Linked DNA regions of Mus musculus: region 1 is linked to region 2. A link is a loop called in an ENCODE intact Hi-C map of the cell type or tissue named here. Cell type or tissue: heart. All regions are shown on one strand. Each heading gives the region's core, and the rest is flanking DNA. Links, peaks and the distances in the headings are about the cores only. Region 1 has its middle 18 kb from the start of Gm51274. Region 2 has its middle 34 kb from the start of Tm4sf1.

What was found. Hi-C counts contacts between places; a loop is a spot of excess contacts. Peaks named below come from ENCODE experiments on the same cell type or tissue, not always from the same donor. Only the 100,000 strongest peaks of a DNase experiment are listed, where the experiment ranks them.
Region 1: it touches region 2 in a loop (2.3-fold over the local background); 3 of 42 quality-filtered maps call a loop at or near these places.

What each region holds. Positions count from the first base shown.
Region 1 is chr3:57,332,434-57,337,820 of GRCm38, reverse strand. It overlaps a transcript of Tm4sf1 not described here. Among named protein-coding and RNA genes, the nearest start is that of Gm51274, 18 kb to the right of the region's middle. In heart, for the core only: no CTCF peak of the experiment used is centred there; a DNase peak (open chromatin) is centred at 2,590.
Region 2 is chr3:57,265,506-57,270,892 of GRCm38, reverse strand. No RefSeq gene overlaps it. Among named protein-coding and RNA genes, the nearest start is that of Tm4sf1, 34 kb to the left of the region's middle. In heart, for the core only: a CTCF peak has its summit at 3,160 (motif pointing left); no DNase peak of the experiment used is centred there.

The DNA of each region.
Region 1 (5,387 bases), core at 193-5,192, 67 kb before region 2:
AGAGCAATTCTGGATCAATATTTTTGAGATGGGTGGGTGGCCTCATTCCTCAACCAAGGATGGTGCCTATCCACTGGATGTGGTCTCTACAGGTTCTTTCTGCCCTTTGTTGGGTATTTTGGTTAATGTCATTCCTGTTGGGTCCTGGGAACCTCTTGGGTCCCTGGCATCTGGAACTTTCTAGTGGCTACCCCCAGTTCCCCATTCCCTGGCCGCTACACACCTCCATTTAATTTCCTGACCCTCTTTACTCCTCCCCCCCGTCTCCTCCCACAACTGATCCTGCCCTCTTTTCTCTCCCCTTCCTCTCTCCCTCCCAGGTCCCTCTCCCTCCCTCATTCAGAGGGTCATGACCCTTCTGAATGTTGAATGACCTTTTCCTAGAAGTTGCCCAAGATCACCAGAAAACACAGATATTTTCATTATGATTCATAACAATAGCAAAATTAGAGTCATGAAGTAGCAACAAAAGTAATTTTACGGTTGGGGTTATGGCAACATGAATAATTGTATTAAAGGATCATAGAACTAGGAAGGTTGAGAACTACTGCTCTAACGTTTTCCTTAATTATGAATTTAGATCTCCCTGTATCATTTTCATGTTGTAAATGAGTCTTTCAGCAAGAAAAATTCAAGATACTTTCCTATTAAATGAGAAGTGTTTTGAACCTTGAAAATATCCTTCATGCTCATTATAGTTTACAACTAGATCTTACTATTTAGCCTGATAATTAATTCACATTACTTAATTTGAGGCTTTAAGTATTATTTGATAACTATATTTGCACATTATTATTGTTCTTTTGAAATTATAATATGTGTTATCTTATGTTACACATTTAAACATACTGCCATGCAAAGACATATAACTATCACTTAGCTATCGTGGGTGTTACTAAAGTGGGATCTAGCTCAAAGGGAGGTCCCAAGGCATGACACTATTACTGAGGCTATGGAAAACTTACAAAAGGGACCTATCATGACTGTCCTTCAAAAGACCCAACAAGCAGCTGAAAAAGTCAAATGCATATATTTACACCCAACCAATGGACAAAAGCAGTTGACCCCTGTTGCTGAATAAGAGAAGGCTGAAAGAAGCTGAGGAGAAGGGTGATCCTGTAGGAGGACCAGCAGCCTCAATTAATCTGGATCCCTGAGCTCTCCCAAACACTGGACCACCAAACAGACAGCACACACCAGCTGATATGAGGCCCCCAATACACATACAGTAGAGGATTTTCCAGGTCTGTGTTCATTCAGAGATGATGCACCTAACCCTGAAGAGACTGGAGGCCCCAGGGAATTTAGAGGTCAGGTGGGGAGGGGGCATCCACGTGGAGACAGCGAAGTAGGCAGGAGGTGTGGGATGTGGAGCAGTCAGAGGGTGGATGGGGGTGGGGGATAAAATATGGAGTGTAAAAAAAATAAAAAGAAAAAAAAACCAAGGAAGAAAAAAACAAAGGAAAGAAAAGGAAATGAACCGCGTTATCCATGAGCACATGATAAAAGAAAAAAAAAAAACCTTTGAAATATGCTCTAAAGAGATATTCATAGAAAATATGCTCTGGGAACAAACCTTACCAAAAATTTCTTTTAAGGACTTGAGACAGTCTTACTATGTAACGCAGGCTGAAATAAACAGTCACAGGAATGATGTCCTTTTTTAATTCCTGAAAAAATGAATAATTATTAAAAGCACACTGAGAACATGACATGATTCCGGTAGTGATTTCTAAAAGGAGAGGCTTTGGAGTAGAGGAGGAAGGATATATCTGCATGCAGCGATCAACCAAGGATCAGATTTCACCATGAAGACATTCTGCATCAGGTCTGTAAATGACAACTGTTTTCATGTGAAATGTCCTGGCTTTCTCTGGCCTCTATGCAACCTCCCTTGACTCTGCTCTTAGACCCAGCTCAGGTTTAATTTCCCCTCTTTACTGCCACTGCCCTCTTTTGGCTCTTACACTGGACACCTATTTCTTTCCAGCTACAATTCAATGTGTTATTCTGGGCTGGAAACACCTTGAGATTAGAATTGCAATCTTGTGTTACAAGCGAAAAAAACAATTCCTCAAGATTAGTTCTGCTGAGTTAATATAGTGGAAATGAGTGAAGCTAACAATTAAAAGGCAGACAATAAGTCTCAGGCCACATGATAACTGAGGGGGAGCGTAAGGAAGGGTGGGGAGGCTAGCTGGCACCAGCCAGTCTGATGTCCAATGCTGATAGGAGATTGTGTGTGTGTGTGTGTGTATTCATGAAAGTAGTGGTAGTGCAAGGGTAGTGAGCATATAACTGTGTATAAATATTTTTAATATAGCATTGTTCTCCGACCTTTACAAGCATATACTTGTGTGTACTCTTGCAACACATGCATACACACATGTATACACACATCCATACACACATGCATACACACATGCATACACACATGCACACAAATGCTAACTCCTTGTTCAGTTTCTCAGATATAGCTAAAGCCTTTATTCTGCTCTCTCTCTCTCTCTCAATCCTAGACTTATGAATTTACAGACAGCCCTGAACTTCCTGGCCACCAAAGCAAAGGTCCCTAGGGCATAGAGTCTCTCAGTCTTGGCATTTGTCCCTATTTTCCACATCCTGTTCAAGATCCAAAATAAAACAAAACCCACATTGTCACATAAAAACAAGCTGGAGATTGATTTCATTTGAGAACTCAAAATGTTCCCTGAGTCTACTATAAAAATAACACTACATTTCAATTTTAAATGATCTGTTCATGTGTGTTCTTACAAGACCCTACAGTTTCATACCATACAAAAAACTTGAGTCTGCTTCTAACAAAATATCAAACCATTTTCCAGGTGCTAAACTGTATGGAAGTAGAGCCTACACTTGTTATAAAGCTGCTAACGATTATAAATTTGCTTTGTAGCTTGAATGTTTGTGACATTATCATAATTTTATATTTCAGACCACAGAGGGAGGTCATCATTATCATGGTCATTTTTTTTTTAAAGAAACAGTATGATACCTCCAAAAGGAGTATCCACAAGTGCTGAACTTGTGACTCTAACATGATTCTCTCCAGTGCCCAAAAGTGTTCATGGCAAGATATCCCAAGAGTACAATAGTGGCACTTATGTATTGGGGTGACCAACAGCCTAGTTAAAATTAAGGCCCATTTAATAGGAGAAATTAATGTCTCAGACTGTAAAACTAGCCAACTTCCCCTTGGCTGATGAGGTTATAGACCTTAGAGGATGCTCTACTTCTGTTACTTTCCCAAGTCAGTGAAAATTTGTAACTGTATTCTAAATATGCATCTTTATACCTACAGGTAAATGTAGTTCTCACTCCTCATCAAATAAATTTCTCTTTGTACCAGCTGGAGAATTATTACAGAATTCCATAGCTGATCAAAATGTAGAAAACAACTGACCATGGGATGCCCAGCTGTGATAGTTTGTATATTCTTGGACCAGGGAGTGGCACCATTTGGAGGTGTGGCCTTATTGGAATAGGTGTGACTTGGTTGGTGTAGGTGTGTCACTGTGGGTGTGGGCTTAAGACCCTCATCCTAGTTGCCTAAAAGTCAGTCTTCCACTAGTAGCCTTTGGATGAAGACGTAGAGCGCTCAGCTCTGCCTGTGTCATGCCTGCCTGGATACTCCCACTTTGATGATAATGGGCTGAACATCTGAACCTGTATGCCAGCCCCAATTAAATGTTGATTTTTTATAAGACCTGCCTTGGTCATGGTGTCTGTTCACAGCAGTAAAACCCTAACTAAGACACCATCCCAACTGACACATCTACAACACAACCTCTGTCCCTAACAGTTAGGGAACACCATAGGAGAGGAGGAAGAAACCTTTTAAGAGACAAAGGACCAAGGTATCTGGTGTGAGATAATGGCTCCCCAAAATGTTGCCTAAATAAGACCTGCACAATGAGAATAGTAGTTGACATTCCAAGATGAATGGGGAAAACATAACAAGGCTCCCACTCCTAGATGCAAAGCTACAAGCAATTCTTGAGAAAGAAAGAATGAACTTTCTCCAGGGCCAAACACTCTGATAGGCTATACAGTTTCAAATATATATATATATATAATATATATATATATATACAAAACCAAATGTTCTCAGCAGTGTGTGCTTCCTTATATATTCCATTCAAGCATTAAATAAATTAAACATACCACTTTAAAAATTCTTACTAGGTTGTATTCAAGCATTGAATATAAATGGAAGAAGACAACATAAATTTGAGAGAGCATTAGGAGCATGGAAGGAGTTGGTAAGGGAGAGGGGGAGGTAGAAATGATATCAATACAGCAAACACATATAAAACTTTCAATAAATAAATAAAATTATAAAAATAAAGAATAGTACCACCAGACAGTACCAAATTTGTTTGTGAGAACCTATGTAATTTAAAAAATAGATACGACCAGAGTATGCTTTGAATAGGCTAATATTTACTTCTGAAATGGAAAATTCTGTCAATATGAAGAAAAGCTAGAGCCAAGGAAGTTGTTGGAAGAATTTTCACTAGGGGTTAAGAGTTGAAAGCTATCATTGTAGAGTCTTAGCGGCTTTGGGCTGAAAGAGAAGGTGGATACTTAGCATAAGATGTATTGCCTAGGAGGGTGTTTTTTTTAAATTATTATTATTATTTATTAGAACTACAAAAATCCTGCAATTTTAAAATGAAGGCTATACATGGGTGTAAAAATATATAAACATATAAGCCTACATGAATGAGTCTATAAATGAATGTAGCCATATTTCCTGATAAGTATGTATGAAACATGCTAACCTAATCAACTATACATGACAAAAATGCAGAAAAATATTTACTTGCCATTACTTTTTTTCAGTTAACCTAGGGAAGGCACATTAATCGCAAAACAAATAATGGATCCAAACGAATTGTTCTGAGCTTTAAATGCCATCTGTGCCTTTTTTTTAATTTATTTTTTTATTAGGTATTTTCCTCGTTTACATTTTCAATGCTATCCCAAAAGTCCCCCATACCCACCCCCCCAATCCCCTACCCACCCACTCCCCCTTTTTGGCCCTGGGGTTCCCCTGTACTGGGGCATATAAAGTTTGCAAGTCCAATGGGCCTCTCTTTGCAGTGATGGCCGACTAGGCCATCTTTTGATACATATGCAGCTAGAGACAAGAGCTCCGGGGTACTGGTTAGTTCATAATGTTGTTCCACCTATAGGGTTGCAGTTCCTAGGAGGGTGTTTTAAGGTGATACGTTTGACTCATTGAATTTTTTGAACAGAATATACAACATTAGAAATAAAAAGGACCTACAACTAAATGGCAAGATCTCATAATGGGTCTCATAATGACCATGCGTACAAATGGACATAAATGATATTTCACA
Region 2 (5,387 bases), core at 89-5,088:
ATGTTTGTCTCAAGCTTTCCATCTTGCTTTCTTATTAGACCTATTGGTTACTCAGGAATGTATCATTTAACTTCCTCATCTCAGTATTTCCAGTGGTCAACAGGGGGCAACATGTGGGTAGAAGCATTTCCAGTGGTTAACAGGGGCAACCTGTGGGTAGAAGCAGTTGTGTGCACAGAGACAGGAGGTACATGCAGACTGAGCTGCTCAGTTTTGCTCTGAACTTGAAGCAGTTGAAAAAACAAGTTTCAACATTTTTTTTTTTTCAAGACAGGGTTTCTCTGTGTAGCCCTGGCTGTCCTGGAACTCACTTTGTAGATCAGGCTGGCCTCGAACTCAGAAATCTGCCTGCCTCTGTCTCTCAAGTGCTGGAATTTCGAGGCCAGCCTCGTCTACAAAGTGAGTTCCAGGACAGCCAGGGCTACAAAGAGAAATCCTGTCTCGAAAAACAACAACAACAACAACAACACAAAAAAGGAAAAAAAAAAAAAGAAAAAGAAAAAGGAAAAAAAAAAGGAAAAGAAAGAACAAGTTTCTACTCTATCCAAGCAATTGCCAAGGCTGAGAATTATTCTCTACTTCTGTACAGTGTCACCCTTACAAACCGTGATTCTTGGACTCAGATGACATCACCAACTAACTTGCAATGGATGGCAGGTCACAGTTATCAATCAAAAACACCAAGCATTTTAAAAGGTATTTGGGTTGATCTGACCAGCTCTTTTCTTTTTCTTTTTTTTTTATTTCATTTTTTTATTAGATTTTTTTTCATTTACACTTCAAATGCTATCCTGAAAGTCCCCTATACCCTCCCCCTGCCCTGCTCCCCAACCCACCCACTCCCATTTCCTGGCACTGGCATTCCCCTGTACTGGAGCATATGATCTTCGCAAGACCAAGGGCCTCTCCTCCCATTGATGGCTGACTAGGCCATCCTCTGCTACATATGCAACTAGAGACACAGTTCTGGGGGGTACTGTTAGTTCATATTGTTGATCCCTCATAGGGTTGCCGACCCCTTTAGCTCCTTGGGTATTTTCTCTAGCTCCTTCTTTAGGGGCCCTGTGTTCCATCCAATAGATGACTGTGAGCATCCACTTCTGTATTTGCCAGTCACTGGCATAGCTTCAAAAGAGATAGCTATATCAGTGACCAGCTCTTTTCAGCTGTGATCCAGTGGCTTCGGCATGCCTCATCCAGTCAAGAGATTGAAAAGCTCCTTGGATGATTCTATTAGACAGAATAATAGCCACCAGAAAGGATGAATTCTTGAAACATGCAGGTCAAGTTCTTCAGTCTTGCACACGTGGCAAATGCCGTGAGTCTTTCCCAGTAGTCGCTTCCAATGTGCCTGGACACAATTTTAGCACCCTTTTCTAGTCATCTTGTTTGTCAGGCACTGGTAATAGACCAGAGTCACCACTGAGTCTACTTTGGTATCATTCTGTCCTAATCAGTCAGTCTTGTTAGATCTGACTCCGACCCCCCAGCACACCTCATTTCTGCCACCACCATCATGACTTGACATTTTTATAGGACAGCCCTTCAAGCCATCTACTTCAGGACAGCTGTAGAGGCTTCTGGTGCTGCCGTGAGTTCATTCATGTTATGCTTACAGTCTTCAGATCTCAAGAACTTTCAAACATTAACTCATTTGTTTGGGAATGTCTGGTCTTATGAGGACTAATGAGCTAGTGCTTACACAAGCTGTAGTGTTCCCAAGATGAACACATCGTGTCAACTATACACTTCACATTTCAGGGCCTCTGAGAACTTGGAGGAGTTGGCTGCTTTTTAAAAAATGGCTTTGCTATGACTCTCCAATAAGGCCCAGGTTCAGGCCCAGCCATGCTGCTGATCTTTAGAAAGGGAGCAAGGAATGGGACAAGAAATGAGGAGGTGATGCACATGGGACTCAGCCGTTGTTCCTGTCTAGTTTTGTTACCTTAAGCAAGTCCCTTGTGTCACTCAGCTTCTCTTTCCTTGTTTGTCCATGGGAATGGTAATGTCTGCCTGAGATAATGTATGTGAGAATCTGGTCAAAAGCAGACAGTGCTGTGTTAAGAAGCTGAGAGGTGCTTCTGGCTGATTTTGAAACCCATGTATGTGTGTGCATGTTTACATGACAACAGGGTGGGGGAGATGGGGAGTGTATACCTGATTAGAAAGCCTGTCTGAGCCAGGAACCTCACACTGTACTGTCCAGACCTCACTGGGCTCTGTATCCTCATGTTCTCTTGACTGAAGTCCAGCCAAGAACCCCACCTACATGCTTTCTTTTTGCCCTCTCTGTTTCCTTCCCCATCAGCCCTCCATGTCCAGGTCCAGAATTTCTGAGTCTGTGCCAGGTCCTGCCCTGCACACTGACCACCCTCCAGGCCCAGGCCCAGCTAGAAGGCAGCATCTATGTCTCTTCATGAGTCTGTCCCTCCTGAGACACTAAAGGACAGTGCCTTAGTCCTGGATTTCCCAGGCTCTAGAACAGAGAAAAAATTATTGTCATTTATAAATTACACAGTGGGTAGTATTTTGTTACGTTGTATAAATGGGCTAAGATTACAAGACTAACTCACCATGGCCCTGGGGTTAGTGTATTTTGAGTGTTCTGGCATGAGCGTAAGCACATTTTAATGGGTAAAAGGAGAGGCCATTATGATTTGCACGTACCTAGGATCTAATGGAATGCTAGAGTATAAGCCCCAAATAAAATTAAAAGGGAAAAGGATATTGAGGCAAAGCAATACAAGGATGTCATAAGTAGCCTTCATGAGAACCCCATATATGATGGAGAAACATGAAAAATATAGAAGAGAGCAGAGCATTCTGTAACCACTATCATTTAAATTCACTGGTCCCTATCGAAGAGGTATATGTGTTCCGTGGTAGAAAGCAAACACCATAGTTAATACCTAGGGGCCTGCATTATCCACACCCCCCACCCCACCCCTTTCCAGTTTCCTCTCTGCCTCTAGACTATTCTTGGCCGTTCTAGCATGGCAGTCTCTCCAGAAATGGGGGTTCAAAACAATATCATTAAGAGCCTTGACTATAGAAGGGAGCTCTGTTTCCCAGTAAGGGTCCCTATAGTGACTCTCTGTGAAGGAAGCATTTTTAGAAAAATAAACAGGCTTTCGACAGTGACACCATGTGGCCGACAGGAGTAATGACAGCAGTGGGCTGCCGGTCCCTTCCCTAGAGCTGAGAATGATAGCTTGAACTTGAGATGGGCACCTGGAGAGGAAGGCACTTGCCTTCCTGATACTGAAGGGAGTAGGTATGACAGACAGTGATGCTTTTCAGTTTTGTATCTGAAGTTCTTGGACCAGTTCCCATTTCTTAGATTCAATCTAAAGTAAACTTTATAAATTGGCTTTCGTTACATTCTTAAAACTTGGTAACCAAATAATACTGATTTTTGTAGATTCGCCCGAGCCTCTGACTTTTGCTTCATGCTAAGAGCATTATCTCAGCTTCATTTTTTCTATCACTGCATGTATGCTAATTAGTTTTGTTTAAAATAAAAGAAATATGGAAGAGTGAGAAGACCAACAACTGAAATATCAAGAAAAATTATGCAGTGATTATAGCATCTCTGATACATTTCAGATAAAACACCAGTGGTTTTTGGTAACCATTTGATTAAAAAATTTTCAGTTATCATCTATCAACTATTTGTCTATCTATCTATCACCTATCTATAATCTATTTATTTATGTGTATAAGTATTTTGCATAAGTGTATGTATGCACATGGATGCTTGGTACCCACAGAGCTCAGAAGAGGTGTCTCATTCTCTGCAACTGGACTTAGGAGAGGTTGTGAGCCACTATGTGAGAGCTGGGAATCAAACTCACATCTTCTGCAAGATCAACAATTTCTTTTTTCTTATTATTGAATATTTTATCTATCTACATTTCAAATGTTATCCCCTTTCCCAATCCCCCCAGAAACCCCTTATCCCATCCCCCTTCCTCCTGCTTTTATGAGGGTGTGCCCCCACCCACCCACCCACTTCTGGCTCCCCACCTTTGCATTTCCTTGCACTAGGGCATCGGGCTTTCACAGAACCAAGGGCCTCTCCTCCCATTGATGCTTGTCAACTTCTCTTAACTGCTGAGCCATCTTCCTAAACCCACCACTTCGTGTTTAAGGGAAAGTTATTCACCTCACTTATCATGAATTTTTAATTGATAAAATATTTAATTTATTCTAGGTCCAGTCTTAATTTCTTGAAGCATTTATTATTACACGAGAATATGGGTGTATAAATTAGTCAACGTGATATTGTTTATGTGGCTTAGCATAAGAGCCCTGCTAGAAACCAGGGCATGTTCAGGGCATGACTGTGTCTACAATGTGTACAGTAGAAAGCATCGTGTCCATGCAGATAGCTACTCACCCAGAAAGAATCTCAGTGCACTTAGAAGAGGGGCTAGGAGGGGGTCTGAGCCAGCATCATCTGCCACTCCTGATCTTGAATGCATAACGGTATAGACAAATGACAACCCTATTAGATCAGTAATTTACACATGTGAATGAGATGTCAGAGACTAGGTCTGTCAGATTTTAAAGTTAAGACAACTTAGTTTGTTTTAATCATTTATTTATTTATTTACACTCCAGATCTAACCCCCCCTCCTCCATTCACCCTCCGACTGTTCCACATTCCTTATCTCCTCCCCACCCCTCTGTCTCCACGAGGATGTCCCATCCCCAACCCCACCCCAACCAGACTTCTAAGCTCCCTAGGTCCTCCAGTCTCTGTAGGGTTAGTTATATCTTCTCTGACTGAACCTAGACTTGGCAGTCCTCTGTTGTATATGTGTTGGGGGCCTCATATCAGCTGGTGCATGCTGCCTGGTTGGTGGTCCAGTGTTTGAGAGATCTTGGAGGTCCAGGTTAATTGAGACTGCTGGTCTTCCTACAGGGTTGTCCCCCTCCTCAGCTTCTTCCAGCCTTTCTCCAATTCAACCACCTGGGTCAGCAGTTTCTGTTGTTGGTTGGATGCAAATATCTGCATCTGACTCTTTCAGATTACAAATATCTGCTTGTTGGGTCTTCTAAAGGGCAGTCCTGATAGGTCCCATTTTGTGAGGACTCCATAGCCTCAGTAATAGTGTCAGGGCTTGGGACCTCTTCTTGAGCTGGATCCTACTTCAGACCTGTCCCTGGACCTTCTTCTCCCCAGGCTCCTCTCCATTTCCATCCCTGCAGTTCTTTCAGACAGGAACAATTATGGGTCAGAGTTTTGACCATGGAATGACAACCCCCTTCCTCACTTGTTGCTCTGTCTTCCTGCTGGAGGTGGGCTGTATAAGATCCCTCTCTCTACTGTCAGGCATTTCATTTAAGGTCCCTCCCTTTGGGTCCTGAGAGTCTCTCACCTT